Linked DNA regions of Homo sapiens: region 2 is linked to region 1. A link is an interaction called in ENCODE POLR2A ChIA-PET data of the cell type or tissue named here. Cell type or tissue: GM12878. All regions are shown on one strand. Links, peaks and the distances in the headings refer to the core of each region. The heading gives the core; the rest is flanking DNA. Region 1 overlaps LOC107987037 (a long non-coding RNA gene). Region 2 overlaps DENND1A (DENN domain containing 1A).

Region 1 (16,216 bases), core at 3,143-11,142:
CTTCATTTAAGGTAAGTATGCCAAAAGCCAGCTGTATATCAGGTCCCCCAAATGCCAGAAAGAGGAGACCTTCATTTTGAGTCATGAAAATGCATACCAGGAGTCTTAGCTTTCCCAGGCAACTTGCTCAGTCTCTTTAGAGAAGAGCTTTCTGCTTTTTAGCCCTGGGGTAAAAGCTGCAGGATGCTTTCAACACACGGTAATGGATGGGGCTAGAGAGACAGTCCTAACCCCATGTACAGACCTGCAGGTAATGCCCTGTCCTCAGCCCCTCCTTCTCTTCTGCATTCCACCAAAGCTGGCAGTTCTAGGGCAGAATCTCCCCATGGGCCTCTACTCCCACCTCCCCTGTGACCCTCCTGGAGTGAATTCTAGGCTGGGCCCATTCCATCAGCAGCCCACTCCCATCTGTTTTCTACCTTTCACACATTTGCTGAAATCTCTTGTTTCAAGAGAAAGATGGTGAAACCACCATCCCCCACATTTGTTCCTGGGGAATTATTCCTTTTTTAACTTCTCCACTTTTATTTTGGTGGTGCATCAGGAGCAATGGGAGACAAAGGCTGGGCCTGCTGGTCTATCTTGACCTGGGAGTGCTGAATGCCTGGATTCCAATAGCAGTGACTGGTGGGCACCTCATTTCACAGATTTTAAATAGTAATGAGTTTACATGAAAATAAAGTAGTTTTGTATAAGGTAACTTAAAATCATGCAATTTACACAAAGCAAAATGGTACTGCCTTTACAGAATTTAAATAGATTTAAAGTAGGTTCTAAATTCTAATGGCTGCTGGGAACTACATTTAAAAGATGGCTTTGAATTCCTTACCACGGCCACATCTCACAATGACCCAATGAGTCATTGCCGACTCTTTGCAGATGAGAAAACGGAAGATGAGAGAGATCGAATGACTTGTTCAAGGACACACAGTCGGGAAGTAGCATCTCCCAGGTAAGTTGCCAGGATTTAGCAGGGCTGAGGTCAGGGTGGAATCTGGAAGACAAACTTCAATTTAAAAGGGCCTGAACCTATAAACGAGAGAAAATATTTGTAAATCGTATATTTCATAAGAAATTTGTATCCAAAATATATAAAAATCTCTACAACTCAATAGTAAAAACACAAATAACTCAATGAAAAACTGGGCAAAGGGCCAGGTGCAGTGGCTCTCGCCTGTAATCCCAGCAGTTTGGGAGACCAATGCTGGCAGACTGCTTGAGCCCAGGAGTCAAAGACCAGCCTGGGAAACACAGAAAAACCCCACCTCTACAAAAAACATAAAAATTAGTCAGGCAGGGTGGCACGAACGTATAGTCCCAGCTACTCAGGAGGCTGAGGTGAGAGGATCACTTGAGCCTGGGAGGTCGAGGCTGCAGTGAGCCGAGATGGAGCCACTGCACTCCAGCCTGGACAACAGAGTGAGACCCTGTCTCAAAAAAGAAAAAAGAAAAAAACTGGACAAAGGATCCGGATAGACATTTCTTCAAAGAAGGTATACAATGGCCAGTATGTGAATTCTATCTCAATAAAACTGGTTTTTAAAAGAAAAGAAAGAGGAAAGCTAGTTGGGAATAAAAAGAGGTCATGAAACTAGAATATCTTGGTCGTGGTTCAGTGATGGGATGGATGGAGAGGGGAGAACCAGGGCCAGCTGAAGTAGGGGTGGGGACAAGAGAGTCCTTATCAGGAGTAGGGAGGTGGGTGCACAGGAGGAGACAGGACCAAGAGGACAAGTCAGTGAGTCATTTTAACAGTTACCCCTATCCTTTGGGTGGCCATACCTGACTTAGAGTGGCAGTAATCCTTGCTTTATGGTGGCTGCGCCCACCTTCCCCCACGCTGGGGCAGGATGTGGTCCTCTCCTGGGAAAGCTCCTCCCACCCTCACCCACCCCTACCTCCCAAGAACAGGCTCCACTTTTTTTTTGTTGTTGTTGAGATGGAGTCTTGCTCTGTCACGCAGGCTGGAGTGGCATGGTCTCAGATCACTGCAACCTCCATCTCCCAGGTTCAAGTGGTTCTCCTGCCTCAGCCTCCCGAATAGCTGGGATTACATTACAGATGTGAGCCACCATGCCTGGCTAATTTTTGTATTTTTAGTAGAGACGGGGTTTCACCATGCTGGCCAGGCTGGTCTCAAACTCCTGACCTCAAGTGATCTGCTTGCCTCAGCCTCCCAAAGTGATGGAATTATAGGCATGAGCCACTGCACCCAGCCAGGCTCCTCTTGGAATAACAGTTAACATTCATGGCAGGCACTGGGATAAACCCTTACCAAATTGTGTTTGCTTTTGAGACAGGATCTCGTCTGTCATCCAGCCTGGAGTGCAGTGGTGCAATCACAGCTCACTGCAGCCTTGACCTCCTGGGCTCAAGCAATCCTCTCACCTCAGCCTCCCAATTAGGACCAGAGGCATGCACCACCATGCTTGGCTAATTTTTTATTTTTGTGTTTTGTAGAGACGGGGTTTCTTTATGTTGCCCAGACTGGTCTCAGACTCCTGGCCTCAAGGGCTCCTCCCACCCCAGCCTCCCAAAGTTCTGGGATTACAGGTGTGAGCCACTGCGCTAGGCCAATATATATTTTTTATTATAGAACACTTTAAACACCCACAAAAGTAGACAGGATGGTCTAATGACCGCACCATGTACCTATGCCAGCTTCAACTGCTATCAATGTTTTCCTAGTCTTGTTTCATGTATGCAATCCATACCACCACATGCTCAACTCTGTGCTTACCTACGTGATCTTGTGGAATCCTTAGAACAAGCCCATGAAGTAAGTGCTCCACTTAACCCCATTTTTCAGACGAGGACACTGAGGCTCAAAGAGATAATGGTCACTTTCCTAAAGAGGCAGCAATGCTGGAATTCAAACCCAGGACCCTTTGATTCCGGATCCTGAGTGTTGTTGTTGTTTGAGATAGCCTTGCTGTGTCGCCCAGACAGGAGTGCAGTGGTACAGTCTCAGCTCACCACAACCTCCACCTCCCAGGTTCAAGCGATTCTCATGCCTCAGCCTCCCGAGTAGCTGGGATTACATATGCACACCACCACGCCTGGTTAATTTTCGTTTTTTTTTTTTTTTTTTTTTAGTAGAGACAAGATTTCACCATATTGGCCAGGCTGGTCTCGAATTCCTGACCTCAAGTGATCTGCCTGCCTCAACCTCCCAAAGTGCTGGGATTACAGGTGTGAGCCACCATGCCTGGCCCAGATTCTGTGTTTTTATACCATCCTCAGCTGCTTGCCAAAGAAGGATAAAGAAGGATGCTCCCATGTTCCCACCAGCAAACCCCAATCCCAACACTATGCCTCTTGCCATCCTCCTTCGCCAGTAAGTGGGCTGGTTGACTCATCTTGGAATGAGTGTTGAACCAGGGAGGCTAAGAGCTGCCTGTGCCAGGATGGAGAGCCTGAAGCAGGTGTTCTGCTACAGCTGACTGTGACCTTAGGCAGGTCGATGTCTCTCTCTTCAGATTTCTCCTCTGTCAAGTGGGAATAAGACTAACTCATCGAATCATTGTTGGGTTCCAAGAATACAAAAAATGAAAAATGCCTGGCCCATGGTAGGTGCTCTGTAAATGGTAGCCATTACTTCTTTTTTTAACAACAGGAAAGTCATATTGGCTTTTTGGATGAATCTGCAGGCAAATCTAAGTGCAGCAGTTAGGGTGGGGTAGGGGGTAGGCAGAGTAGGGAGAGCCAAACCCATCTGGGAGGAGCTTGTTTGGTTGGGGTGGAGCTCTTTAGAAGTCCAGAGACCTTGTCCTTTTTTTTTTTTTAGACGGAGTATCGCTCTGTCACCCAGGCTGGAGTGCAGTGGTGCAATCTCAGCTCACTGCAACCTCTGCCTCCTGGGTTCAAGTGAATCTCCTGCCTCAGCCTTCCAAGTAGCTGGTATTACAGGCCTATGCCACCACACCAGGCTAATTTTTGCACTTTTAGTAGAGACGGGGTTTCACCATGTTGCCCAGGCTGGTCTCAAACTCCTGACCTTGGCCTCCCAAAGTGCTGGCATTACAGGCGTGAGCCACCGCACCTGGCCTCATATCTTATCCATTCTTTAGTGTCTCAGTGACTGTAAACCCCCAGCACTGGGAATTCAGGATGTCCCTGGTCCAGACTCCATTACAGCGCTGGCTCTGCAGTAATAATGACTATGAATAATGACTGCCATAATCTAGGCCTTCACTACGTGCCTGACCCTGGGGCTTACTCTGACTAATAGAATGCACTGGAAGTGACATTTTGTGATTCCCATGCTAAATCTTAAGAGATCTGCAGCTTCCACCTTCACTTCTTGAAATGCCCCTCCTTGGAATCCCGCCACCATGCTGTGAGGAAGCTCAGGCAGCCATGTGGAGAGGTCCATGTGGAAGAAAACAGAGGTCCCTGGCCTATAGCTCAGGTAAAGATTCCAGGTGCATCAACTGTCAGCTCTGTAAGGGAGGCGATTTTGGATAGCCCACGCCTCCCAGGACCTCAGCTTACACTACTTGGAGCAGGATTATTACCTGGCCAACCCATAGTATAATGAGAAATAGAAAATAGCTGTTTTTTTAAAGCATAAATTTGGGGGCTGGTTGTTATGCAGCAATAGGTATCCAAAACATCCCATTTTAATGATGTGGAAACAGAGGCTCAGAGTGATAAATAACACGCCCAGCGTCATAGCTAGGATTTATGGAATCTGGATTCAATTCAAAGTCTGCCTAACTTCTTTTCCTTTTCCTTTGTTTTTGCTACTGGCAGGATCAACCAGGTAAGGCCTACCTAACTTCAAGACCTGGGGTTGGCTGGGCAAGGTGGCTCATGCCTGTAATCCCAGCACTTCGAGAGGCCAAGGTGGGAGAATTGCTTGAGCCTAGGAGTTTGAGACCAGCCTGGGCAATATAGTGAGACCCCTGTCTCTACCCCACCAAAAAAAAAAATCTGAAAATTAGCCGAACTTGGTGGTGCACACGTGTAGTCCCAGTTACTTGGGAGGCTGAGGTGGGAGGATTGCTTGAGCCCGGAGGCAGAGGTTGCAGTGAGCCAAGATTGTGGCACTGCACTCCATCCTGGGAGACAGAGCAAGACCCTGTCTCAATAAAAATTAAAAAATAAAATTTTTAAAAACCTACTGTCTTCTGAGAGCAAGATATTGCCTCTACTGTTTAGTCTTTGGAACAGCCTAGGGCTGGATGACACAACACCCATTTCAGAGAAGAAACAGACCCAGGGAGAAAGAAGAAAGATCCGATTCTATGCATGGGGTCCCGAAGCTTGTCCTCCACCCCAATAGCTGCACCCCTACCTGAATGCATATGTGACATGCAGCTGTCTGTCTATGTCTCTCTAGGTGTCTGTGTATCTGTGAGCATGTGGTGTATGTGTGCGCTGTCATGGTGGTGTGTATTGATATGTACCTGTGGTGCGATTGTGTGCGGGGGAGGGGGGAGCCTGTATAGCATGTGGCACGTGTTCATCTGTGTTTTCGTGCGTGTGCGAGAGGGTGTGGTATATATGGAGGCCCGTCTGTGTGAGTGGTGTGGGTGTGTGAGCATGTGTGCGTGGAATGTGTGTGAGATGGGTGGCGTATGGCGCAGTGTGTGTTCCAGAAGAGGAGACCCAGTGCCTGGTCTTGGTCCTGTTTTCCCTCCTCAAGCATCCCAGCATCTTGCTGACACTGATCTGGGTCTGGGAACATCTTTCCTGAATAAACATGATGTCATTTCCATTCCATTCAGCCTGCGCCGGGACAGCTGCTGTCAGCATCACTGAGGGAAATGCCACCTCGGCCCTGACAGCTGCCACTTGGCACACTTTGTAGAGAGCTTCTCCGGGAAGGAAAAAACCAGCCAGTCATGCAGATGCTATTTAAAGTATGTTGCATCTTGATGAGAAATGTAGAGGAAGCTAGAGTGTGCTGGGGGTGGGGAGAGTAGCTCAGGACCCTGGGCTGGGTGTAGGGAAGGCTCGGGTGACCAAGATACAGGCTCCATGTATCTCAAGCTAAATCTCTTCCTACCTTCCATTTTACAGATGAGGAAACTGAGGCCAAGACAGGGGCAGGGGCTGGCCCAAGATCACAGAGCAAGTCAGAATTGCAGAATATGAGAGCAGGACATCATGATCAAAATCTTCAAATCTAACACCCATATTGTACCAATGGAGAAACTTCGGCCCAGAAAGGAGAAGCAATTTGCCCACGTCCATGCAGAAAATCAGTGGCAGAGCTGGGATCTGAGCCCAGGTTTGAGGCATGGGTATTTGATCTTTGGCTTGAACACACTGACAACCTCTGTCTTGCATACAGTAGGAGCGAAACAAATATTTGTTAAATGACTCACATTGTTTTGGATAACTTAGAAGTGCACTGAATTGTTCCATCCTTTTCCCTTCCTTTCAGATCCAGGAGCACCATGTGCCTGCCCTATACAGCTGCTCTGGGGGCTTCCCCCATGCTGGAATTGGTTTCTACTCCACCAGGAAGTATGTAAGTTGCTTCTGGTCAGAGAAGGGGACTTCTCACTCTTTCAAGTTGGCGCCTTGAGAGTTCAGCAAACCTAGGCCCAAGTTTGACCCCTGCTCTCTAGCTGATCTCTCTACCCTGTCCAAACTCCAAACAGTGTCATTTAAGGCTGTTCATCATTCTGCCTCTTTATACCTTTTCTTGCTCGTCCCCCATCTTGTTCCATTAACCGCTGATCCTGTAATGTCTCATTCTCCCTGAGTAAGCTATATTCTTTCATACCTCCATATACTTTTGCATGTGCTTTTGCCTAGAAGGACATTTCTCTGCCTGTCAAACTCCTATTCATCCTTCAAGACCCCACTCTGATATCAGTCCCTCTCAGAAACAGAGTCACTAATCTGGGGCTCACAGGCTCTCTTGGACATCCCTTGATCTAGTAAGTTAAAATTAATGATATGATTCTCTTTACAAGTTCAAGAGCTCACTAGTGGCAGGAACAGAGGCTGAGCAATGTCTGTTTTCCCAGCATCCAACTCAGAACCTGAAACAGAACAGGTTCTGAAGGAATGTTTAGTGAATGAATGCCCTGCACGGTGACTCACTAATGGGCCCTGGCCCAGAAGGCCAGGCTGTCCCCAGAGAAGCAAAAGGAAAGAATGACACCAGCATGGCATTGAGTTCCAGGCCTAATTAGAAGCCAACCTCTAGTAATTCATAAAATTCAGCCAAGTTTGTCTTCAAGATCTTACCTCCATCCTTTCTGGGCCACCTCACCTTCCCACTATCACACCCAGTCCTGCTGCCTCTCTGATGCATAAATCACCCACCAGGCTCTCTCTCTCTCTCGGGGGCCCAAGGCTTCAAAATAACTTATTTCTCCCTTAACCTCCAGAGAAATTCTTTTACTCTAATTGAGACCAATTGTCTTGGATGTTGGAAAAGCAACCTGATTAAACATGTTCATAATGACACATGAAGGACTTGTATGCCATCCAACTTTCTTAGAGATGTTGGCAAAAAAGGAAGGAGGAGGGAAGGAAGGAGTTGGGAAATATTGTTAACAATGAGATTTAACAATAAAGCAGAATTGGAAGTAAACTCAGACAAGAAGCACTTTCCTAATGTTTACAAAAGCTTTGAGGCTGGGTGCGGTGGCTCACGCCTGTAACCCCAGTGCTTTGGGAGGCTGAGGTGGGCAGATCACTTGAGGTCATGGGTTCGAGACCAGCCTGGCCAACATGGTGAAACCCTGTCTGTACTAAAAATACAAAAATTCATCGGGTGTGGTGGTGAGCACTGTAATCCCAGCTGCTTGGGAGGCTGAGGGAGGAGAATCACTTGAACCCAGCAGGCAGAGGTTGCAGTGAGCTGTGATCACCCCATTGCACTCCAGCCGGGGCAACAGAGGGAGACTCTGTCTCAAAAAAAAAAAAAAAAAAAAGCTTTGAATGGCCCAAAATATGCATAATGGATTCCCTGTGGTTCCGTTACTCTCTGTCATTCTGTCTGACTTCTTTAGCATATTCCTGCTATTTGATAATCACTCTGATAGAAACCAGCTTTGTGGATATGTAAAATTCAGATGCTTATGTTTAACTTATTAAAAACATACATCGTATTTATTTTACTTTTGATGTATTGAAAGCATAGCATAGGCAAGGCTGGGCACGTTGGCTCACACCTGTAATCCTAGCACTTTGGGAGGCTGAGATGGGTGGATCACCTGAGGTCAGGAGTTCGAGACCAGCCTGGCCAACATGGTGAAACCTTGTCTTTACTAAAAATACAAAAATTAGCCAGGCATGATGGTGCATGCCTGTAATTCCAGCTGCTCGGGAAGCTGAAGCAGGAGAATCACTTGAACTGGGGAGGTGGAGCTTGCAGTGAGCCAAGTTCATGCCATTGCACTCCAGCCTGGTGACAGGGCAGGACTCCATCTCAAAAAAAAAAAAGAAAAAGAAAAAAAAGAAGAAAAAGAAAAAAATTATTTGCTTTTTTCGAAGTCTGACATGTACACTGCTGGTGCACAAACAATGGTAGTTACACAGATCCAGGCAGTGGCACCAAACTGCACTAACAATCATTGCATCCTTCACCACCACACACTTTTAACACTGTGGTTTTTAAAAAATGCCCTGATGAATCGATAAATATTATGACTATTATTAAACCCTAGACACTTCTTTTTACTACACTGTGTGAAAAAATGGGAAGTAGCATATAAAGCCCTTCTGTTGCAAATTTCAATACAATGGTTGTCTCAATAAAAAGCACTTGTATGATTATGTGAATTACAGCTGAACCACCCACTTCTTTCCTACAACAACACTTGTACTTGAAAGCATGATTAAGAGATAAATTTGGGTTAATCAGACTTGGGTGTTTGGCAGACATTTTCTCAAAAGTCAAAGAAGTGAGCCTGTCACTTTAAGGAAATCAACTATTAGTATTCATTGCCAACAATAAAATTTGAAGTTTCAAGAGAAAACTGAGTTTAATAGCTTCTTTATACTTAAAGACTGATGAGATATTGTCAAGTGTGATTTTTTAAATATTGTCTATTGGGATGTGTCAATATTTGGAAAATCTGCATAATTCAGTAAACCAGTATTTTCCAAATGACAATTCATGGTGTTACAAAATCATGCATAAGTAAAAGATTCATTCAGAATGCAAGGTGGATTTCATGGAACATCATGAAAAGTTTATTGATAGGATTCAAAGTCTACATTGCAACTAACGTTGAAAAGGCTACTACTTGTCAAGTTTTGGTGTACTATCAAAGCATAATATCCATAATTTGTCTTAAAAAGCTAGGAAAATACTCCTCCCTTTTCCAACTACATGTTTGCATGAGACCAGATTTTTTTCCATATACTTCAATCCAAACAACACATCACGACAGACTGAACACCACAGCAAATACAAGAATCGAGTTTTCTTCTATTAAGCAAAACATTAGAGAGATTTGCAAAAATGTAAAACAATGCCACGCTTCTCACTAAACTATTGTTTTGGAAAATGTTGTTTTTCATAAGAATTGGGCTTTTTATGTTAGCAGGTAATGGATTGTTCTTTTTCAATGAATAAATACTTTTTTTTCTTTTTTTTGAGACAGAGTCTTGCTCTGTCACCCAGGCTGGAGTGCGGTGGTGAAATCTTGGCTCACTGCAACTCCACTTCCCCGGTTCAAGCAATTCTACTGCCTCAGCCTCCTGAGTAGCTGGGACTACAGGCGCCACCACACCTGGCTAATTTTTGTATTTTTAGTAGAGATGGGGTTTCACCATGTTGGCCAGTCTGGTCTCGAACTGCTGACCTCTAGTGATCCACCCACCTCGGCCTCCTAAATTGTTGAGATTACAGGGGTGAGTCACCACACCCAGTCAATAAATACATATTTTAAAGTTTTTAGTTTTAATTGTTAATATGGTAAATATCAATAAATATATACAACATGAATAAAAACTCTTTGACCTATAATAAATTTTATAAGTATAAAGGGGTTCAGAGACCAAATGTTTGAGATCCACTGAATAGGGTAATTATCTCCATTTTATAAACCGAGAAGCTGAGGTTCAGGGAGGCAAAGTGACTTCTCATCAGCCACCCAACCAGTGGATGGCAAACCCTGATTCCAAAGCCCATGTTCTTCCCCACTGCTCTCTGCTTTTTGGTTTGACTTTCAAGAATCATTGCAACAATTGCAGGAATCCTGCTTTGCAGCTTTCAAAAGGCTTTCACTTCCATTATCTGCTCTGATTATCACAACAGCCTGGAGAGGTTGAAATTATTTACATTCTTTCTGAATAGACAGGGATACTGAGGCTCAGAGAGGTGTAATGTCTTTACCCAAGGCCCCACTGGGAGGAGCAAAACTGGGATTCGAGCCAGGCTGATCTGACTATAGAATTTGCCTTCTCCAGGACATTCTGTGGTGACCCAATGGATGTACCATCTGCACAGGTCTTCATGCAATCACTTGTTGAAAACACTTTGCTTCAAGTCACCCTGTGTTATTTATTTGAAACGTGTTTAGTAATTGGAGTCAGGTTGTGCTTAATAATTGGAGTCAGGTCGGTTTAGAAATCTTATATACAGGGAAATTCTAGTGCGTTTAGAGAGTGTGGAGAGATTACAAATGTCAGGTTAAAACATCATAACTGCCAGGCACGGTGGCTCACGCCTGTAATCCCAGCACTTTGGGAGTCTGAGGTGGGCAGATCACCTGAGGTCAGGAGTTCGAGACCAGCCTCAACATGGAGAAACCCTGTCTGTACTAAAAATACAAAAAATTAGCCGGGTGTGGTGGTGCATGCCTGTAATCCCAGCTACTCGGGAGGCTGAGGCAAGAGAATTGCTTGAACCTGGGAGCCTGAGGTTGCGGTGAGCCGAGATCGTGCCATTGCACTCCAGCCTGGGCGACAAGAGCGAAACTCCATCTCAAAAAAAAAAAAAAAAAAAAAAACCATCATAACTACTTTTTCTCCTAGAACCATGGGTTGATTCTTAACCACTCAAACAAATAAACTTTCCTACATTGAGTGATTCATGTGCTAAAAAACATAACGTTCATGTCATTTGTCTTAGTTTGGACTCCTCAAGAGAGTGATTTGGGTTCAAATGATTTATTTGGGAGATGGTGCCAGGAAGCATGGTGAGAAAGAGAAGTGAGACCGGGAAAGGAACAAAGTTGACAAAGGATATGGTGATTCAGGGTGACCACTGTGGATAACTAGGGCTTAAGACCACTGAGGATCTGCAAGAGACTGCATAGAACATGCCTCGAAAGTGTCCAGCTGACGAGCAAGGCAGCTGGGGTATTTATTCACCAGTTCCTGTTCTTTTTGAGACAGGGTCTCACTTTGTTGCCCAGCAAGTGCAGCGGCACGATCACTGCTCACTGCAGCCTCAACCTCCTGGGCTCAAGCAATCCTCCCACCTCAGCCTCCCAAGTAGCTGGGACTACAGGCACAGGTCACCACACCCAGAATATTTATTTATTTATTTATTTACTTACTTATTTATTGTAGAGATGAGGGTCTCTCTATGTTGCCCAGGCTGGTCTTGAATTTCTGGCCTCAAGTGATCCTACTGCCTTGGCCTCCCAAAGTGCTGGAATTACAAGCATGAGCCACTGCCTCTGGCCTCATCCTTCATTTTTGAGGACTGTTCAGGGGAAATAACCCTCCAGCACTCCCAACTCCTCAAAGGTGGGCCAGCATCCCCAGAGAGCTCCCACAGGTGGGGAGATACAGGAAGCGCTGCTTGCAGGGAAATGTCTACAGGTGATCTCGGGGTTAGCCTAAAGAGAGAAGCAGGGTGCCCACCGCATGTGCTGAAGCCCCATGGCCACACTTTTCACATTCAACAAATCCTTGTAGGAGTCCCTCTGTGCCAGGCCCTGTCTTGGGCACTGAAGCTGCAGAGACAAGAGACCAACACAAGCCTGGCCCTCGTGACATTACACTTGGGCTGACCCCTCTTTCTGCACCCCATTGAGAAAGAAGAACGGATCATGATGTTCTCACAATGGCAACCCATGTTGGTTGAGTGAAGTGACATGAAGCATTTGGAAGCTGAAAGACTCATTTTTTTTTTAGATGAGACTAACATGGACCTATGCCTGGCATTTTATTTAACAGATATGTGTATAAGGTTAAAGGTTCAATTAAAAAAAAAAGATGAAGAAGAGAAGAGGGGCTCCCGGAAAAGGGCAGAAGGAACACAGTAGATGCATAGAAGGCATGCATCATGATAGGAAGTGCAGCTTTTTTTTTTCTTCTTTGCAGACATTGCAAGATTTTGCAAATTGTAAGGAAAGCTGGTGACAACGGTGTTGATAAAAGCAATAGCTACCAGGCGCTTTGAACACATGATGTCATTTGATTCACATGACAACCCTGATGGTTGGGAACTGTTAACTCCATTTTACAGACAGGGAAACTGGGACTCAGAGAGGTGCAGTGACTTGATCAAAGACATGGCTGGCTTAAAGTTCAAGTCTTTCTAAATCCGAAGTCTTGAATCTTTTCACCAAGTCAAATAGTGAAGAAGAGTGAAAAAAGGAAGAGGAGATGGCTAGGAGCAGGAGACAGAGGAAGATGAAGGGAATGAGAGGAATAAGGGCAGAAAGGGAGAAGCTGTAGGGAGGGAGCCACCTATTACCTAACGAGTGTCTTCACCCCATCTAGGAAAAAGCACCCCTCTGGACCCTGGAAGCCCCCTAAGCTCGGCCACAGTTGAATCGTGGATGTAAAGGAAAGGACACTCCTCCCTGGTGATGGCTGAAGCTCTTAGCAGGGTGAGCAGCTTGGCAAGACGAGTGACAGCTGGCTTTCAGGTGTTCTTTCCCTCCTCACTTGGCAACATTGAGAAGGGATGTGAATCAGAAGAGAAAAAAAAAGCACGGTTTGAAGGTTCAACAGGAAGCAGGAGAGTTCCTCATAGGGTCTGTTTTTGGAGCTCCCACAAGCAGAATCATGAAGTCTCTCAGTGTCTGGAAGTGACAGGAGAGCATTTTTGGCGCAAGAATTTGGCAGAGAGGAACCAGACAGCCTCTTACCATTCACACTTCTATCTTCCATCCTTCTTATTCATCTACCCTTCCATCCACCCACTCATTCATGCTTCCCTCTCCTACCACCCATCCAGGCATGTATCCAGTCCATTCATTTATTCAATTACTCAAAATAGTCTTGGAACCCAGTCTGTGCAAGACACTGTTGGATTCTGGAGACCCAGAGGTGACTCAGTTAAGATCCCTGTCCTCTAAGAGCTGACAGTCTGGTGGGGGAGAGAGACATAGTCAAGAATGACTCCAAGAGAAAATGCAAATCATGAGGACCTTCAAAGAGATGCAAACCATAGACAGTAGAAGCAAAGGAGAGGAGTAAGGCGGAGGAGAAAGAAGAGGAGGAGGAGAAAGGGAGGAAGAAAAAGAACAAGGAGAAGGGAGGAAGAAGGAGAAGGAGGGGGAGGAAAGGGAGGAAGAGGAGGAAGAGGGGAGGAAGAAGGAGAAAGAGAGGAAGAAGGAGAATGATCACACATATATATCACACTCTTAGAGGAATCATATGAGGGCAGGAAGATATGGGAGAACTATATGAAGGAGGTAACGTCTGGACTGGGCTTTGAAGAATAAGTAGGATTTATTAGGGAAATTCAAATCAAAACTACAATGGGGCCTGGGTGCGGTGGCTCATGCTTGTAATCCCAACACTTTGGGAGGCCGAGGTGGGCGGATCACTTGAGGTCAGGAGTTCAAGACCAGCCTGTTAAACATAGTGAAACCCTGTCTCTACTAAAAATACAAAAATTAGCCGGGCATGGTGGTAGGCACCAGTAATCCCCGCTACTCAGGAGGCTGAGACAGGAGAATCACTTGAACCCAGGAGGCAGAGGTTGCAGTGAACCGAGGCTGCACCATTGCACTCCAGCCTGGGTGACAAGAGTGAAACTCTGTCAAAACAAAACAAAATAAAACAAAAACCCACAACGACCCACTAGGATGGCTCACACCCATTAGAATGGCTACTATCAAAAAAAAAAAAAAAAACTCAAAATGAAACAAAACAGAAAATAACAAGTGTTGGCAAGGATGTGGCACACTGGTGCACTATTGGTGGGAATGTGAAATGGTGTAGCCATCATGGAAAAGAGTACAGCAGTTCCTCAGAAAACTAATAATAGAATATCATAGGATCCAGCAACTCCACTTCTTGCTATGTACCCAAAAGAATTGAAAGCAGGGTCTCAAAAAGATATCTGTATACTCATGTTCACAGCAGTATTATTCACAAAACGAAAATATGAAAACAACCCAAGCATCCATCAACAGTTGAATGGCTAAACAAAATGTAGCATATACATACAATGGTATATTCTTCAGCCTTAAAAATGAAGGGAGCCAGGCACGGTGCTTCATGCCTGTAGTCCTAGCACTTTGGGAGGCCAAAGTGGTTGGATTGTTTAAGCCCAGGAGTTTGAGACCAGCCTGGCCAACATGGTGAAACCCTTTCTCTAGGAATAATGCAAAAACTAGCCAGGCATGAAGGTGCACACCTGTAGTCCCAGCTACTTGGGAGGCTGAGGTGGGAGGATCACTGGAGCCTAAGATGTCAAGGCTGCAGTGAGCTGTGATCACACCACTGCACTCCAGCTTCGGTGAGACTGAGACCTTGTCTCAAAAAATAACAATAAAAATAAAAATGAAGGAACCCCTGACCCATGCTACAACATGGGTGAACTTGGAGGATATTCTGCTATGGGAAACAGCCAGTCGCAAAAAAACAAATACAGTATGATCCTACTTACATGAGGTTCCTAGAGTACTCGAATTTATAGGGACAGAAAGTAAAATGGCGGCTGCCAGGGACTACGGGAGAGGAGAATGGGGAATTGTTTAGTGTTGACAGAGGGATCACTTTTGCAAAATGAAAACAGGTTCAGTTTTGCAAGACATCGGTTGCACCACAATGTGAACGTACTTAACGCTACTGAACTATACACTTAAAAAATGGTTAAGATGGTAAATTTTATGTTATGTATATTTTACCAAAATAAAAAAAAGAATGGGCAGGATTTAGACATATGGAGATGAGGAAGAAGTAAATTCCAGGCAGAGAGAACGTGTTGAGAAAGTCATGGAGGTGAGCAAGATAAAACCAAGAGGCGGGGAGAGAAAGGCTCCATTTGCCTGCAGCATAGAAAAGAAGAAAGAGGCTTGGATAAGACACAGCTTCCTTAACGACCTGGTGGGCGACAGAAAGAGAACTCAGATGGAATTGAGGAGAATGCATGTATAGGATGGATGACTTAATGAAGAAGACATAGCATCCACCACTTCTCAGAGACCCAGCAAGGCACCACCTGGAGCCCTGATCAAGTCATCTCTATTTTCTAATGTGCAAGATGGAGATGATGAGACCTGCCTTGTGAGGCTATTTGTGAACATCAATGGTGATTATGGCTGGGAAAGGGCTTTTTTTTTTTTTTTTTTTCAGACGGAGTCTTGCTCTGATGCCCAGGCTAGAGTGCAGTGGCGTGATCTCGGCTCACTGCAAGCTCCGCCTCCTGGGTTCACACCATTCTCCTGCCTCAGCCTCCTGAGTAGCTGGGACTACAGGCGCCCGCCACCACGCACGGCTAATTTTTAGTATTTTTAGTAGAGACAGGGTTTCACCGTGTTAGCCAGGATGGTCTCGATCTCGTGACCTCGTGATCCACCTGCCTCGGCCTCCCAAAATGCTGGGATTACAGACGTGAGCCACCGCGCCCGGCCAGGAAAGGGCTTTTTATGCCAGAAAGTCCTCAAGAAGAATAGCCATTGCTATTACTGTGTAGAACAGCTGAGCCCAAAGCAGAAATTAGAATCTGGTTGGTTGTGGAACTGCTAAGCTGGTCATCTTTAGCATGAGTTAGAAATTGTGGAAGTTTTAGTATTGGGTTCATGATTGTCGAAAAGAAGTTATTTTGTTTGTTTTTGGTTTTGTTTTTGTTTTTTGAGACAGTCTTGCTCTGTCACCCAGGCTGGAGAGCAGTGGCGCGATCTTGGCTCACTGGAAACTTCACCTCCCAGGTTCAAGCAATTCTGCCTCAACCTCCCAGGTAGCTGTGATTACAGGCACCCACCACCATGCCTGGTTAATTTTTTGTATTTTTAGTAGAGACGGGGTTTCGCCATATTGACCAGGCTGGTCGCAAACTCCTGACTTCAGGTGATCCACCCACCTCAGTCTCCCAAAGTGCTGGCAT
Region 2 (16,216 bases), core at 3,991-11,990, 440 kb after region 1:
TATGTATTACTATGACTTTTAAAAGGCTTTTCTTAACAAAGAGTTGATTCTTAACTGGGTTCGAAGTTTCATGGATTGCTGGTAGAAGCTTCTCTGGAGGAGGTGGGGTTCTCCTTGTATGTCACGTGCAGTTGGCAGCATCCTGAGAGGTTCTGCGGAGTTTGGGGATGACGTAGCTGAGCAGACTTCTGTTGTATTCACACCTTTGGACCTCTTCAAATTCAGAATTTGAAAGTTTCCCAATTGTTGCCTTTTATTTCCTTAAGAGTGGCTTTTTATTATCTTTTAGATGGGGGCTGGTGCGGAGGGGGATATGCAAAGGCCATCTCAGCCTGAGATTTTTTGAGGAACCTCTCTTGACAGATCCTGATGTGGCCTGCAATACTTGACAAACCACATTCTTCTCAATTGTGTTTGATAAGATGGAGGCTTAATGCTCCTCAGAGCCACCAAGCACATGAAAGATAAAAGCTGTCTAGCACTCGAGTGCTGTCTTCTATAAAAATGGCTGTGTCAATAGAGACAAACTCAACAATATTTAGTTCAGAGGCAGGTAATATGCATTTCGGGGTTTCTCGGTCAATAACATTGTGATATTCTGTATAAGAAAAATGTAAGTTTTTGTTCTCTTTGCTCAGTTAATGTATATTGATTGTTTTCCTTTATAAATGATAAATAGGGAAGGCTTAACTAAATCTTGTTCTCTAATGTAAATACTTCAGTGTGATTCCCTGTAGCACAAAGGCCCCATTTTTCTTCCATATTTTCATATCTGAGCTTAATTCATACTGCTTTTTGGAACTCTATGGAGAGCAAGTAGGTCAAAGATCTTAATAGAGATAATACAATTCCATCAGCATTCCTAGAAGATAGATATTATTCCCATTTTACAGAACAGCCAGTCCATTTGGAAAGGCGGAATAACTTGCCCAAGGTCATGTCCTAGTCAATAGGAGAGGTGGCCATGAATATAGGTCGTTATGATGCAGTGTCAGGGGAAGGAGGCTTTGGCTTCTGGAAAGGGAGAAACATCAAGGGATTACACACAAACTAATCGTAGCCCCTTCGAAGTGCATGCCTGGGAACCAGGTTATGTCTATTGGGTGCCATTACTTAACACCATTTTCCAGTCCCTTGTGCGGGAACTGTCACAGGAGCCAGAGGCATGTTGTTAGGAATAGCCACCCCACTAAAGGAATTTGAAAATTCTTGTAAAGAGCCAAAAAGATACCCTGAGCCAAATCTGGTGGATAAGGTAACTAGTGGAGCTAGGTGCTGTTGGTTTGGGTGAAAAATAAGACCTGATTGTATAGTACTTAGAGGTTTTTTTTTTTTTTTTTTTTTTTTGTAGCTTGTAAAGCTCCAAGACCACTAAAGAGCATTCACAGAATAAATGTGTAAGAATATCCTTAAGTAGATTCGTCCTCAGTACTTTATATGGGAGCCCCGCCGTTCTCCCCCACCCTTTTAAAGTTCTTTTAAGTTAACCTTTTGAGCCATCCATTTCCTATATGACAGGCACTATGCTAATCATGTATGTGATCATTTTTTTCATTCGTTCTTGCAGCAACCCTAGGAGCTTGTGGGTTTTCTTCTCCCTTTGCAGATGGGAATGTTAGCACCCCCGAAAGTTGATGTGCCTTGTCTAAGATGAGCAGCAGAGATGGAATTAAAACCAGGCCAGCATCCTTGCTGCCTCATACTTCCTTCTTGGTAACTCTTCATTGTCATGAATTCCCTGTGACACTTGTACTTAGAGAAATATTCTTAGCATGACCCTGTTGGCCATGGATCTAAAATAATATAAAGAACCTCTGCCTGGTCGTCGTCACCTTTGAACGCACACCTAAGCTTTTTACTTCAGATTCGGCAAGCCCTGTCTGTGCGCCTGACACTACTCTAGGCACCAGGAAACAGGAGGCAGATCTGTGAATTCCCATTGACACACCCAGTCTGTTAGCCACAGCTCCATTTCCTTAAACACTTCAGATTCCATTCCGTCTGCCCATGCCTTCTTAGACTTGGCTGTCTCCCAGCAGCTCCTGCACCCTATTCCTACCATGAGTGCGGCCTTGGTGGAGCCCTGGGGCGTATCTTCTGTAACTCACTGTGGTTTCAGGGTTCATATATTGCAGCTATGTATCTTTGTCCTATATAATAAAGAATAAAGAACCTTCCAGGGTTCATATGTTGCAGTTCCTTCGAGCAGTGTATCTTGGTCCTAATCACCCCCTTTATAATTTAGGGATACTGAAAGAAATTTGGACAACTAAGAATATCCAGTTAAATAATGACAAAGGCATATTTACTTTCCTGAGAAACATCTATTTGTTTTACCCAGCGGATGCTTTTCAGAAGGAAATATTGTATGGTGGCAAGACCACGACCTAATTAGCCTCTACACCCATAACCGAAAACCATTATTACTTTTCTGATGGTATCTCATTGAAGGAAGACAAAAAAAATAAACTGGCACCCTCTCTCTGTCAGTTTCTTCCTAACTGCGTCAACAAAAATTAGTCCCCAGGCATGTGGGAGCTGGGCAGGACCGGGTACCCTGTGGCCTGAGGAGTGGTGGGTGATACTTCCATCTCCCCACCAGCACACAGTCTGGTCCTTAGGAGATGTTTCAGTATTCGAGTGGAACATGGAGACTTTTCCAGCCTTGCCCCAGTCCTGTTCCACCACTCCCACCGACAGCATCCATTGTCTGAGTACCATCTGGTCTTGAGCCCTAAGAAAGGGCCAGTTTGTGGACTGGGCAGCTTTTCAGATTTGGCTTCGTTTTTGCTACTTTCCTGACGAACGCCACCTTGTCATGTTGACGCCAGCCTGTGTGATGAGCTGAGCACCTGAATGATGTGTGCAAAGCTTTCCTAGCTCTTCTGGACTAGAAAACACTAATCCTGTTTGCTTATCTGCCGCCCTTGAAGCAGAGATGAGAGTGGCAGTTGAAGGAGCTTTGAAATCCTGGAGCAGAGCCAAGGCCTCTTTGCCTGCACACTCCACTCTGCATGTTCCAGCCGTAGGAACAAACTGCATTATTTTGTTTCAAACTGTGCTCAAGGGAAGCCAAGACCTTGTAACTGGAAACTTACCAAACAGAGAATTCTAAGACTAAATTTAGTGTTCTATTTAAAAAATAAAATAAATCGAACATTGTGTTTATCTTTTATATGTTAAAAAGGAGAGAGAGTAACCTAGTTCACACTAACAACCTGAGAAGAGTATTCAAAGAAGTGAGAAGAAAACTAATCCTTTTGGTGAAGAGGGAAATCCTTAAGAAATTATAATGAAGTGGCATGGAATAGAGGCTTTGCAGCCAAACTTCCAAGCAGCACAGCCTCTCTAATCTCCGTTATATACAATTTTATTGTGGTCCAGAGAATATTTAAAACTGTTAAAAAATAAAGGAACTTCCATGGACAGAAAGTAGGAGAGAAGATTGGTGGGTTTTACTTATACGGGCATTCTCTGGCTTTAAAATGTATAGATAATTAATTGCTTGTTGAACTATATTCTTCATTTAATTATGTGTGAATTGGTTTTCTCTTATTCATGTTAAACTCTAATTGGAATGAAGAACCTTGAGATACCATAGAGACTCTGTAATACAGAGTATCAACAGGTTCATTTGTGACACTTTGATGTGACTTCAACCAGCCATGGTCTCTCTGCTAGCTCTTACCTTCCTCTCCTGCCTCTTCTCCCATTGCTTCAACAAACATCAAGCACTTTGGATGAGGCACAGGATTCAGATTGTCAGTGATTCCCCAGTTCTGATCCATGGATTAGCATTATGTTAGAACCACCCAGAAAACTTGTTAAAATGCAGGTTCTTGGGCACCATCTCCAGACATTCTGGTTCACAAAGTCTAGTATGGAACCATGGAATGTGTATTTTTTGAGGTTCCCCGGATGATTGATACACAGCCTGATTTGGAACCAGTGAATAGACAGTTCTCTAAGACAAAAACAATATTTATTCTTTGGTGGCTGTTATTTTGCATCGTTAGACTCATTTTCATGTTGAGACGACATAATAGAGACTGATCAAGTTCATTTAGAAGATGTTTATGCGTACCGACTGGCACTTAAAAAGCTCTTTGTTTCCATATTCTCTTTGGGAGAGCTTTGACTGGGGCCTTGGCTAGTCTAGAAAAGGACCATAGCTGAGTATAATCTGTTCAGGCTCTCAGTAATTTTACGGAATACCAGTGCAGTCCACCGGTGTAATTTGGGGTGCATGTGTGTAAACAGGTGATGTTTCTTTTTTTTTTTTTTTTTTTGCCATTTCATTAAATTCATCCGATTTCTGCCATGGCAGAAAATTTTATTATTTTAGTAATGCGGTCAAGTCATGAAATAAATTGTGTCTTCCTTAGATTGCAGGACTGATAGCTTCTCATATGACTCTTATGAATCAGAATTTTAAAGAATCAGAATTTTAAAGGATAATATTTAAGTCATTGACATCTTAATCTACTTAAAAAGCCCTGCACCCACTTTGGCAGACATGGCTGTCATAAAAGAAATTTTGAGCGCCTACTAGGTGCTTATGACACTGGGAGCAAGGACTCATAATTTCCTGTGTTGTTTCTGCAGACTGAAAGTGTGGTCACTTTGGTGAACCAAGGTAGTGTGATATGAGGTTAGACCATGAAATCATCGGTAAGTGCAGACACGGAGCACATTCACATTTGTTCTTTTCTGCTACCTTGATAGCTTCAGAGTCTACCAGCTAGATGTGTCAGACAGCCCTGCTGGAGGTATCTTTTCCCAAGAAAAAAGACAGCAGGAGTGGAGGAGAGAGTATCAGACTGCAAGTCAGGATGGCTTTGTTCCACTTCTGCCTCCGCCTTGTACTTAATCCACCATGTGCCACTTTCTAGCCATATGGCCTTGGGCAAGTTACTTGACCTCTTGGAGTCCCTCTGTCCTCTTCTGTGAAAATGGGGATAGTATTCACACCTACCTCAAGGTGGTTAAAAAGATCCGGTGACCATCCAGATATGAAAGCACAGAGCCCAGCACTGGGCGCACTATTCACTCTGTAAATGTTACCTGAGGCTGAATCTCATCCTTGCAGGCCATAAACCCCGATTTGACTCTCAGAAACAAGGAGAGCGATAAAGATCCTAGGAGACTTCTGAATATTAGGATCGTCGTAATAGCAGATAGGGAGTGAATCCAAGCAAAACAGAATAGTCACGGCAACTCCCAAGAGGTTTTGCGTACGGACCACTTCTCCCTAGTCATTTAGTCATTGAATAAATGGTCATTTCTCATTCAAGTCCTCACAGAGCTTGAGTGGCCTAAGAAGCTGCTGTGTTCTCTTGACCCACCCTTACCCCCTGACTGGCCTGTAGCTGGGAGGAGGACTAGCAGCTTCTCTGTCTTCAACCTTCAGGGCTCTGATGTCTCTGTCTCTGTGAAGCAGGCCTGATTCTTGCCCCAGGCAGAATTAATGATTCTTTCTTTATATGCTAACACACTTGAACCTCTATTATAGCATCTCTTTCATAATGCTTTTGTGTGGAAGTTGATTGTTTGCATTTTGATCTTTCTCTCTCTATTTTAAATTGCTTGAGGGCATGGTGTGTGCACATAGTGGATACTCAGTAATTGTGGGATTAATATAGATCAGAGCACAGAAGCAGTTTCATGGGGGCTAAGAGCACAGAATCCAGAGCTCAACTTCCCTAGGTTCATATCCTAGTTCTGCCAATAGCTGTGACCTTATACAGGTTCCTCAACACCCAGGAGCCTCAGTTTCCTCATCTATAAAATGGGGACAATAATGCTACCTACCTTATAGGGCTGTTGTGAAAATTAAGTGAGTTAAATATATGTGAAGCACTGTTCTCAGTGATTGGCAGATAGTAATGTGAATTCAGTGGTCATGGTGGTGGCTGTTTTTTGTTTTTGTTTTTTTTTTTTTTTTTTTTGAGATGGAGTTTCGTTCTTGTTGCCCAGGCTAGAGTGCAGTGGCGAGATCTTGGCTCACCACAACCTCTACCTCCCGGGTTCAAGTGATTCTTCTGCCTCAGCCTCCCGAGTAGCCGAGATTACAGGCATGTGGCACCATGCCTGGCTAATTTTGTATTTTTAGTAGAGACGGGGTTTTTCCATGTTGGTCAGGCTAGTCTTGAACTCCCAACCTCAGGTGATCTGCCCACCTCAGCCTCCCAAAGTGCTGGGGATTACAGGCGTGAGTGTGGCTGTTTTATAGCTTGAATCTTTCTTCTGAGGTTTTTTTTTTTTTTTTTTTGGTAGGGGGTTGGGGGGATACGGAGGCTCATTCTGTTGCCCAGGCTGGAGTATAGTGGGGTTATCTTTGCTCACTGCAACATCTGCCTCTCGGGTTCAACTGATACTCGTGCCTCAGCCTCCCAAGTAGCTGGGACTACAGGCGCCTGTCACCACACCCAGCTAATTTTTGTATTTTTTGGTAGAGAAAAGGTTTCACTCTGTTGGCCAGGCTGGTCTCGAACTCCTGACCTGAAGTGATCCGCCTGCCTTGGCCTCCGTAAGTGCTGGTATTACAGGCATGAGCTACCACCTGCGGCCTACAGTCACTTTCTAAGGTTAAATTTGCCAAAGAAAACTACAGGGAACAGTCCTTTTTCTTTTTCTTTTTCTTTTTTTTTCTTTCTTTCTTTTTTTTTTTTTTTTTTTTTTTTTTTACTACTCATGCAAATTTAGTAACTCACCACCTGAAGGTTCCTTAGTTTCTTCATGTGTGGGTACCTGACAGATAGGTACTCACGATTCCATGTTCAGTTATGCTTTCTTTTTAAAAGTATGATTCTTTATTAAAGCAATAGTATAGATCCATTAGCTAAACATAAATTATGATTTATATTGTCAAAGAAATAGAAATATCCACTTAGACTAGATTTGAGGTGGCAAATCGATTTCTTCTTGAGTGCCCACTTTGATCCATTGATCAAAGGTGCATGTGAGGCTGGGCATGGTAGCTCACACCTGTAATCTCAGCACTGTGGGAGGCTGAGGTGACCTCAAGTGTGAGGTCAGGAGATCGAGACCAGCCTGGCCAACATGGTGAAACTCCGTCTCTACTAAAAACACAAAAATTAGCTGGGCGTGGTGGCATTCACCCAGCTACTCGGGAGGCTGAGGCAGGAGAATCACTTGAACCCAGGAGGCAGAGGTTGCAGTGAGCCAAGATTGCACCACTGCAACGCCAGCCTGGGTGGCAGAACGAGATTCTGTATAACAACAACAACAAAAGTGCATGTGAGGAAGGATTGTGGGCCACATCCCGACTCTGTGATCAGTTAGTAATGTCTGTCACAGATATGGCTTGGAGGAGTGGTGGCACATTGGCTGTCCCTGTATTGAATACATTGTTATCAGTCCCCCATGTAACCCTGCCTTTTTCTTTTTCATCTTAAAGAGGAAAGAAAGCTCTTTCCTCACTCATGGTGCTGTGGGCTTATTTACAGTGTGGTTTACCACACCATGGTTTTCTGCTTCTGCTTTGGTAGCTAAAGCTTTTCTCTGGCAGTTTTAGTTGCTTTGATGTTTTAAAGTGTCAAATCTTGGCATGAAAGCTTGTTGCCCCGGTTAATAACTTACTCTAATTACTCTAGTAGATAGCTTTAAAAAAAAATGGAGAGAAGTGATTAAGCAGGCGGTTGATTGCCTGTGTAAGCTTCCTCCTGACTAGGTGATATTGCTGTTGGGGGAAGACGCTTTCCTTCACTCCTTGTTGGGTGGTTTTTTTGGTGTGTGTGTGTGTGTGTGTGCGCGTGTGTGTGTGTGTGTGCGTGTGTGTGTGTGTGTGTGTGTTTATTCCTTCCCTTTCCCAAAAGATAATGGAGAAGGAAAAAAGTAAGATGAGTTCCACCCAGCTGAAAATGAAACTACTGGAAGAACGATTGTTGCCATTACCCCCTGAAAAGCAGCCCTGCATTTCAGCTGCTAAGAAAAGCAAGACACTGTTTGCTCTTTCCTTCTACTCACATGTCCGGCATCTGTCTAGAGTAGCTGAAGGTTCTTTGATTTCTGAGATGTTCTAAGTTGCCTTTCTGCTAGAGTATCTTTGATAGTTTCTTGAAAGCCTATTCATCCCCCACTAAATACAGTAACTACAATTTGAACATAGCTGAACCCTTTATAATTAAAGGTTTTTCTCACAGCCATGGAAGGGTTGAAATAGGTTGACTTCACAGAGTCCCTGCAGATTTTGCTTAAAACGTTTTGATGATTTTAGAGAGGATTTGTCATTTAAGAATAAATTATAATCAAAACAAAAACCACAGCAGTGTTTGAATCATGGCACCATGATACTACGAAGATGGTTTATAATTAAATAAAAGAATCAAGTTCTCAAACTGAGAAAGGGAACAACTTCCCAAGACACACAGCATTTTCTACAGCTGCTCTAAATAAGATGATCCCTGGTCAAAATGAACAAACTTAAGAATGACCTCCCTTTAAAGTCAGTAATCTGGTATCCTTTCTGTATTTATCATTTTATTCATTTCTTTGCGTTTATGTTCAGAGGGGAAATCCAAATGCCTCTAACCCTGTGAAGCAGGTGTTGGTTTGATTATTTAACATTCTGAATTCTAGGATGGAAAGAATGACTGTGACCATCTGATTGTCTTCCTCTGCCAGCTTTTAGAGCTTGGAATCTTAATACTTTTTCAAAACTGTACAGCCTCTAGTTGTGATCTATTAGGCAATTGCAATTTGTTAAATGTCTGGGGCCGGGCGCGGTGGCTCACGCCTATAATCCAGGCACTTTTGGAGGCGGGCGGATCACATGAGGTCAGGAGTTCGAGACCAGCCTGACCAACATGGAGAAACCCCATCTCTATTAAAAATACAAAATTAGCTGGGCATGGTGGCGCATGCCTGTAATCCCAGCGACTCGGGAGGCTGAGGCAGGAGAGTTGAACCTGGCAGGCAGAGGTTGTGGTGAGCTGAGATTGCGCCATTGCACTCCAGCCTGGGCAACAAGAGTGAAACTCTGTCTCAAAAAAAAAAAAAAAAAAAAGTCTGGTAATCTTGCCTATTCTTCCTCATGGTGTGAATCTGGAGGCATTCTCCATTCCCCAAACATTTACTCAGCACCGACTCTGTGTCAAACATAGTAGGAGGTAAGAAGAGGAATATTTGGGAGGCCGAGGAGGGCGGATCACCTGAGCTCGGGAGTTCGAGACCAGCCTGGCCAATTTGGCGAAACCCTGTCTTTGCTAAAAATACAAACATTAATTGGGCGTGGTAGCAGGTGCCTGTAATCCCAGCTACTCAGGAGGCTGAGGCAGGAGAATCACTTGAACGTGGGAGGCAGAGGTTGCAGTGAGCCGAGGTCCCACCACTGCACTCCAGTCTGGGTGACAGAGCGAGACTCCATCTCAAAAAAAAAAAAAGAGGAATCAGATGTGGTCTTGGTCCTTGAACAGCTCAAATCCATAGCCGTCGTGTTCCTGGTCACCTGGGGTCATCTACATCTGAGTTCTTCAGAGTATCAGGGGCCAAGTAAGGAAGACAGCTGTGCCCTGGTCAGGTGATGGAGATGGGGTGACCTAAAAGTGGTGGTTCCTACATAGCTCATGAATTCCAGCTGGGCCCTGGAGCTGCAGAGCTGAGAAAGCAAGACCAGCTTAAAGACAGACCCTGATTTGCTTCGGCTTAGTACAGGTGAAGAAGGTAAACTGGGGTAGAGGAGGAGCCTTCTTCACTTCAAAGGATAGCAATTCCTCTAGAATTGTGAGTTGTCAAAGCTGGAAAGGAACACAGAAATCTTGTAGCCTAGTCTCTTATTTTACATACAGGACAAATTGAGACCTAGGAAAGGAAGTGGCTTGCCCAGGTCAAAAAGTTAGCAGAAGACTCGGAGCAAGTATGTGAAAGGGAACACGACAAAAAGCAAGACTTTCCAACACTTTCAAGCCAGCCTGTCAGATGTATGTACTCAAAAAGGAATGTAAACCTTTCTCTTTGACTAATAATAATTACTTCATTGTCTAGAATTTCCTGTGGGTTAAAGACACTACAACACCTTAGTTAAATGTAACTAATCCCCAGGAAATGATCAGATCTGTGTTTGTTTTAAAAATGATTATTTTCTGTCATTGGTATTTTGTCCGAGACATTTGGACATCTAGCAGCAAGGCAAATGCATATCTGTGTCATTTAACAATGTCAGCAGGTATTGTTACCTCATCTATTTCAGAGTCCTCCACACTGTGGAAGGCACAGGGTATACACTCGAATACTTTTTGAGTTTATTATGCATTGTGGAAACACAGTGGCCATTATATTCTGACAGACCTGGATGTGAGTCCCAGTTCTGTCACTTACTGTCGATGTGGCCTTGGGCAAGTTATTTCACCTCTGAAACTGTTTCCTAATCTGTGAAATGTGGTGATGAGTGTATATGTGTATCAACACACACGCACTCTTTCCTTTAAAACAATACTTTGCAAGGGTCTAAACCCCAACATGGTACCTACACATATTGTGGTTTTGTCTTTGGAGGGGGCATTCTTATTTTTATTTCACGTCAAGTTGCAGAGCTGCTATTAGGATTCAGCGGAGGCATTGGTATCTAAGATTGTGACAATCTGGGCTTTATCTCTGAGAAATGACTGAAAAAAAAAATGTGTCCTTGTGATTTTTCCCACTCCGTCATTGATCACTCTCCGTTCATGTCCTACTCCCACTGCCTTCTCCTCGTCTCCCTTTGCCTCAGAGAAAACTAATGGAGCCATAGAGAAAGCTCTGAGATATAAATGACCTTGTGCACCTTTAATTGAGGACAGAATTTGCTAAAGTGCATCCAAAAATCCACCAGTGGTTTACTGTACAGTCTGTGTCCTGGCTAGACTGGCTGTTGGCTGTATAATTTGTCTAGTTTTGTCTGGAGTCTTAGGCTATTCAGCTGCTTCAGGGCAAAATCTTTTGGGGTGTCATTAAATGAGATTGATAATTGGCTTCTGATGAATATTCATTGTGACTAATGACTTTGGGCAAATTTTACACATACTATCTTTCCATTCTCTCACTGAGTGAGATTTTGATAGAATCATTTCCTTCAACTTGCACTTCAATTATATATTTACAATATCCCTTTGTTGACTACACTCCAAATTACATACTTTCATTACTTTTAAAGTTTGTATTCTGTAAGGAATGAACATAGGCCTTTAGGACTTTTATTTTTAGAAACAGAGTTTAGAGTTATTTTAAAAATAAGTGGCAAGTGATACTTTATAGAACAGAGTGCATTATTTCTGATTGAGTATAGATATATAGTAAGTCTTGTAATCAACTGACTGTCCTTAAGTAATGATGCACATAGTTTATGTCATTTAGTATTTTGGAAAAGAGCCAAATAATTCCGTTTTGTTTGTTTGTTTTCTTAATCAAATGAGTAATGCATTTTACCCCGATTGCAGAAATTTGGCCCTTAGAAAACCCACTAATGAAATGAGCAAACACCTTAAAAGCTTGATTTTTTGTTTTTTTGTGAAGGATAAGTAATTTTAAAATCTTGGCATTGAGGTTGGTGGGTTTGCTTTTGAGGTTAAAAAGACATGAAAAGAACATTATCTGAAGATGAGATCTCTGCTACTTTATGTTTAAATAGGCTTTTGACCCAAACCAGTTTAACCTAAAAAGAGTCACATAATCAAGTTCTGTCTTAACCAGGTTCATTCTATTAAATGACTTTTTCAAAGAGAATCACAAATTAATTCATGTGATGATGTTACCTTCATTTGTATGGGACCTTGTAGATTTTGAAGTGCTTTTATTTATTTATTTATATGTTGTGGAGTTAGAGAGTAGGCATATGATTGAATGAATGGGCGAATGGATGAATGAATGACTTGGTTTTCCAAAAGTGCCATGCTTGTGTGTCTAAGCTTGCTGTTTTTGTTTTAGACATTTTTTCCTTTCTTTCTTTTTTGGGGGGACAGAGTCTTGCTCTGTTGCCTAGGCTGGAGTGTAGTGGTGTGATCTCAGCCCACTGCAACCTCTGCCTCCTGGGTTCAAGCAATTCTCCTGCCTCAGCCTCCCGAGTAGCTGGGACTACAGGCATGTGCCACCATGCCTGGCTATTTTTCTGTATTTTTAGTAGAGATGGGGTTTTGCCATGTTGGCCAGGCTGGTCTTGAACTCCTGATCTCAAGTGATCCGCCCACCTCAGCCTCCCAAAGAGCTGGGATCACAGGCGTGAGCCACCGCACCCAAACTGTTTTAGACTTTGAGTCATGTACCTTACTCTGTGAGACTCATGGGAATGTTGATACACTTCTGTTAAAAGCCAAGTTACTAAACTGTCTTTGTACTGTGAGTATATTCTAAGTAAAAATCATATTTTATTTATTCAGGACACATCCCATTAACTAGTGCACGTGTGTGTGTTGTGTGTTCTGGGCCACTGAGAACATGGAGGTGAGGACAGGATCTTCCTGTACTTTACAGTCAGGAAACAAACATGCAGCCAGTTATGGTCCAGTTAATAATGGGTGCCTATGGGCTGGGTGCAGTGGCTCACGCCTGTAATCCCAAGACTTTGGGAGGCCGAGGTGGGTGGGTCACTTGAGGTCAGGAGTTTGAGACCAGCCTGGCCAACATGGCGAAACCCCGTCTCTACAAAATATACAAAAATTAGCCGGGCATGGTGGCACACACCTGTAGTCACAGCTACTCAGAAGGCTGAGGCAGGAGAATTGCTTGAACCTGGGAGGCAGACGTTGTAGTGAGCCGAGATCGTGCCACTGCACTCCAGCCTGGGTGACAGAGTGAGACCCTGTCTCAATAATAATAATAATATTATTATTATTATAATAGGTGCCTATGCACAGGGAACCAGGGAAGACTTTGAAGAGGAAGTACTTACACAGAGACCTGAGGGAGGAGTTTGCTAGAGGCACAAATCCAGGCCAGTTTGGGGGACGGGTGGAAAGGGATGGGAGGAAAAGGAGTACATGACTCTATCTAAGTGATGTATTCCAAGGACAGACTTGGAGAAGATGGTACAGAGTGTGGCTACAGATGGCTGCTGTAAAGCTAGACCGTGGGCTGGTGGAGCCATCCGGGCCAGGCTTGTCCCCAAAGACTTCTGAGTAGGAAGTGATGGGCCGGAACCTGCACTTGAGGAGGAGCGCTCTGGCAGCTAGTTAAAGATGAGCAGAAAGAGCTGAGACCCAGGGCCAGTGGAACCCTCCAGCCTGACTTCAGGGTGGAATCAGGTCAGAGTTGGTTCATTCTCCACTCACTCAACACCAGCAAGGACTTTTCATCTCTAAGAAGCCCTGAAGGGATTAGTTTTATATATGTGTATTTTTGTATGTGAGATATATATATCTATATCACCCTCCTTTATATGGGTACCTATGGAAATAGAATGTGAAGGGATGGGTTAAACCTGCGAGCCTTGACGGGGTCACTGGGAACTGTTCTTGGGTGCCTGCTGAATCAGTTCCAGTTCATGGCATGGACCTGGCTCAAGAACAGGGTCTGGAGGAAAGAGTCAGGGCAGGTGGGGGTGGGGAGTAGCAGCCCTGGCTTTAACACACAGCTCTCACAACTGTGAAACATCAGCAGAATATCCAATTTAAAGCTGTTCATGTTACACTAACCTCTGGGATTCTTTTAACTGGGCCTTGGCACGTCACTCTTTCGCCACGTAAATGTTCTTCTGTCAGCAAAGGCCAGTTAACAGCTTCCAAAAGAAGCAAAGTCCTCATGGGAACAGGCTTCCCTGAAACCAAAGAAACATTAAAGAAAAAAAGACAGAAAGAAATATGTGTTGTTGGCTTTTGTCACTTCATACCTATATCTCCAAAAGTTGTTTTTTTTCCCTTTCTTTTCACTATATTGAATTTTGTAGCAATTGTATCCCTTTGTAGTATCTTTGTTTCCTAAATTTTTAATTGCATCAAATACTGATTGTATGATGTCTCTAGCTCTCAAGAAAAAAAAGGAATACAAAATAGGGGCAAGTCAAAAGACTGTGGAGAGGAAGGATTAGTCAGTAAACAGTGCCAGAGCAATTGATTACCTATGTGGAAAAAATAAATTCTCACCTCAGTCCTTAAACCTAAAGTAATTCCAGATGGACTGAAGAGTTAAATGCTAGGGGAAAATTTGGAGGACTTTCTTGGGATAAAAGCAGTAGAAACCATCATGGAAGAAAATATTTGTCTACGTAATTATTTAGACCTTCTCTTTGCCCAGAAATTCAAAGAAAATTAAGGATAAATTATTTTCAAAACATTACAAAGGCTGGGTATTCTTTGCATTTCATCAGTGATTGCTTATAAACCAGTAAAAATTACTAATACTCATTTTTAAAGTGGGCTAAGAATATGAATAGACCATTTGTCTATTATATAAATATAGTGAAGAAACATATGACAAAATGTTCAACCTTAGTCCTGATCAGAATAAAAATAAAAGTAAAATAGGTACAATTTTAAAGCTACTAACTTGACTACAAGGAGTAGTGCTGGTGAGGGGCAGGGAGGCCAGAATCGTGGTGTATGGCTGGGGGTCGGGGGTGTAAAGAGCCTCCATCCTTCATCTATTCATTATACTAACATACTTATGAGATATGTATTTATTAAGTGCCTTCAAATGTTTATAACCTTTGTCTCTGAATTCTACATTTAGGAACTATAGATACAAATTATTGACCTGTATGATGATATTACTTAATGGTAGTAGAGTAGCTAAATATATTAATAGCATGGGAAATTCATCGAGTATCATTAAAAGATATTTTTTCTAAGAATATTTAAAGAATATTCTGGATTTGTGCCTTTAAAGCATCATTAAGAGATATCTTTTTCTAAGAATATTTAAAGGAAAATGGCATCAAATAATGTTCACTTTTAAGAAACACAGAAGAATACTGTATAGTCATCCTAATTGTATTTAAAAGGGGAATATATGTGCTTGTGTGTGTAATAACCTACAATGTTAAATCTTCTGATGGTGTGGCATTTATTTTAATCCCTTTCACCATTTTAAAAATTTTCTATTTCGTATATTAGCTTTATCATCAGAAAAAAAGATTTTTTGAAAAGAAAGCTCTTACTAAATTTGAATTAGGGTGATTGAGTTAACTTAGAATGATTTCTCCAGGTTTTTCAGCTTATCATGTAAACATATTGAAGAATTATAGAATTGTATTGCTGAAATCAAATGGCGGTGTCTCCTCCCTTGGATTTGTTCATTGATCTCTGCTTTGCTCTGTTCCAGCTGACTGCCTGCATCCACGGGTCTGCGGCGATGCTCTACCCCATGTACTGGCAGCACGTGTACATCCCCGTGCTGCCGCCGCATCTGCTGGACTACTGCTGGTAAGGTGGCTGGCCCTGTCCTCTGCTTCTCCTTTGCCCTGATCTGACTGGGCGTGTTAGGTGTGTCACTTGTTAATGCAGTTGGTGACTCTACATTAAAAATATTAACTTCATCCAGCCTGGACAAAATAGTGAGAATCCATCTGTACAAAAAAAAAAAAAAAAAAAAAAGCCAGTCATGGTGGCACATATCTGTAGTCCCAGCTACTCAGGAGGCTGAGTTGGTAGGATCATTTGAGCCAGAGAGGTTGAGGCTATAGTGAGCTATAATTGTGCCACTGCACTCCATCCCGGGCAACAGAGTGAGACTCTGTCTCAATAATAATAATAATAGAAATACTAACTTCTAAGTGGCATGGATTTAAGACCACCTGATTGCACGGCCCTTTCATTTCCAGTTTTCTTATATGTCATGACACTCTGAAGAGTACAAGAGAATAGGTAGTAACTTTTCACATTTCTCAGTTTGGGGGAAGCAATGCACCAAAAGGTTGCGTGTTTGTTTGTTTGTTTTTTCCTAAGACAAATTGTAAACTGGGGACAAAAACAATTGAGATCTCCAAGGTCTTCAAGTTTCAGCCATGCCCTGGCACATTCCTTAAGACTTGTGCTCACTGTGGTTTGGGAGCACAAGCCAGGCAGCGCTAAACTGTCTGAAGTTCTTTGAGGAGAATTTCACTGTTCAGTGAAACAGACTTTAGTAGAAGGAAGAAACAAAGGTTTTGGCGACAGCCCTACCATCTTGGGCAAGTCACTTGGCTTTAAGACTTTGTTTACTCATCTGTAAAAGGAAGTTGTTCAATACATAATCATACAAAGATGAAACAAGATAACATATGAAAGGACCCCATGTAGAAAAGCTGGCT

The links. Peaks named below come from ENCODE experiments on the same cell type or tissue, not always from the same donor. Only the 100,000 strongest peaks of a DNase experiment are listed, where the experiment ranks them.
Region 2: POLR2A ChIA-PET joins it to region 1 with 11 read pairs; 4 of 35 experiments call an interaction of 5 or more read pairs at or near these places.

The regions. Positions count from the first base shown.
Region 1 is chr9:124,068,962-124,085,177 of GRCh38, reverse strand. LOC107987037 (a long non-coding RNA gene) reads right to left here. Exons shown (of 3, transcript XR_001746580.2): 3 at 816-994. Among named protein-coding and RNA genes, the nearest start is that of LHX2, 65 kb to the right of the region's middle. RefSeq lists enhancers at 6,194-6,488, 5,495-6,694 and a silencer at 6,194-6,488. In GM12878, for the core only: no CTCF peak of the experiment used is centred there; no DNase peak of the experiment used is centred there.
Region 2 is chr9:123,629,510-123,645,725 of GRCh38, reverse strand. It overlaps DENND1A (DENN domain containing 1A), which reads left to right. Exons shown (of 24, transcript NM_001352964.2): 10 at 15,250-15,350. Among named protein-coding and RNA genes, the nearest start is that of MIR7150, 150 kb to the right of the region's middle. In GM12878, for the core only: no CTCF peak of the experiment used is centred there; DNase peaks (open chromatin) are centred at 4,685 and 7,495.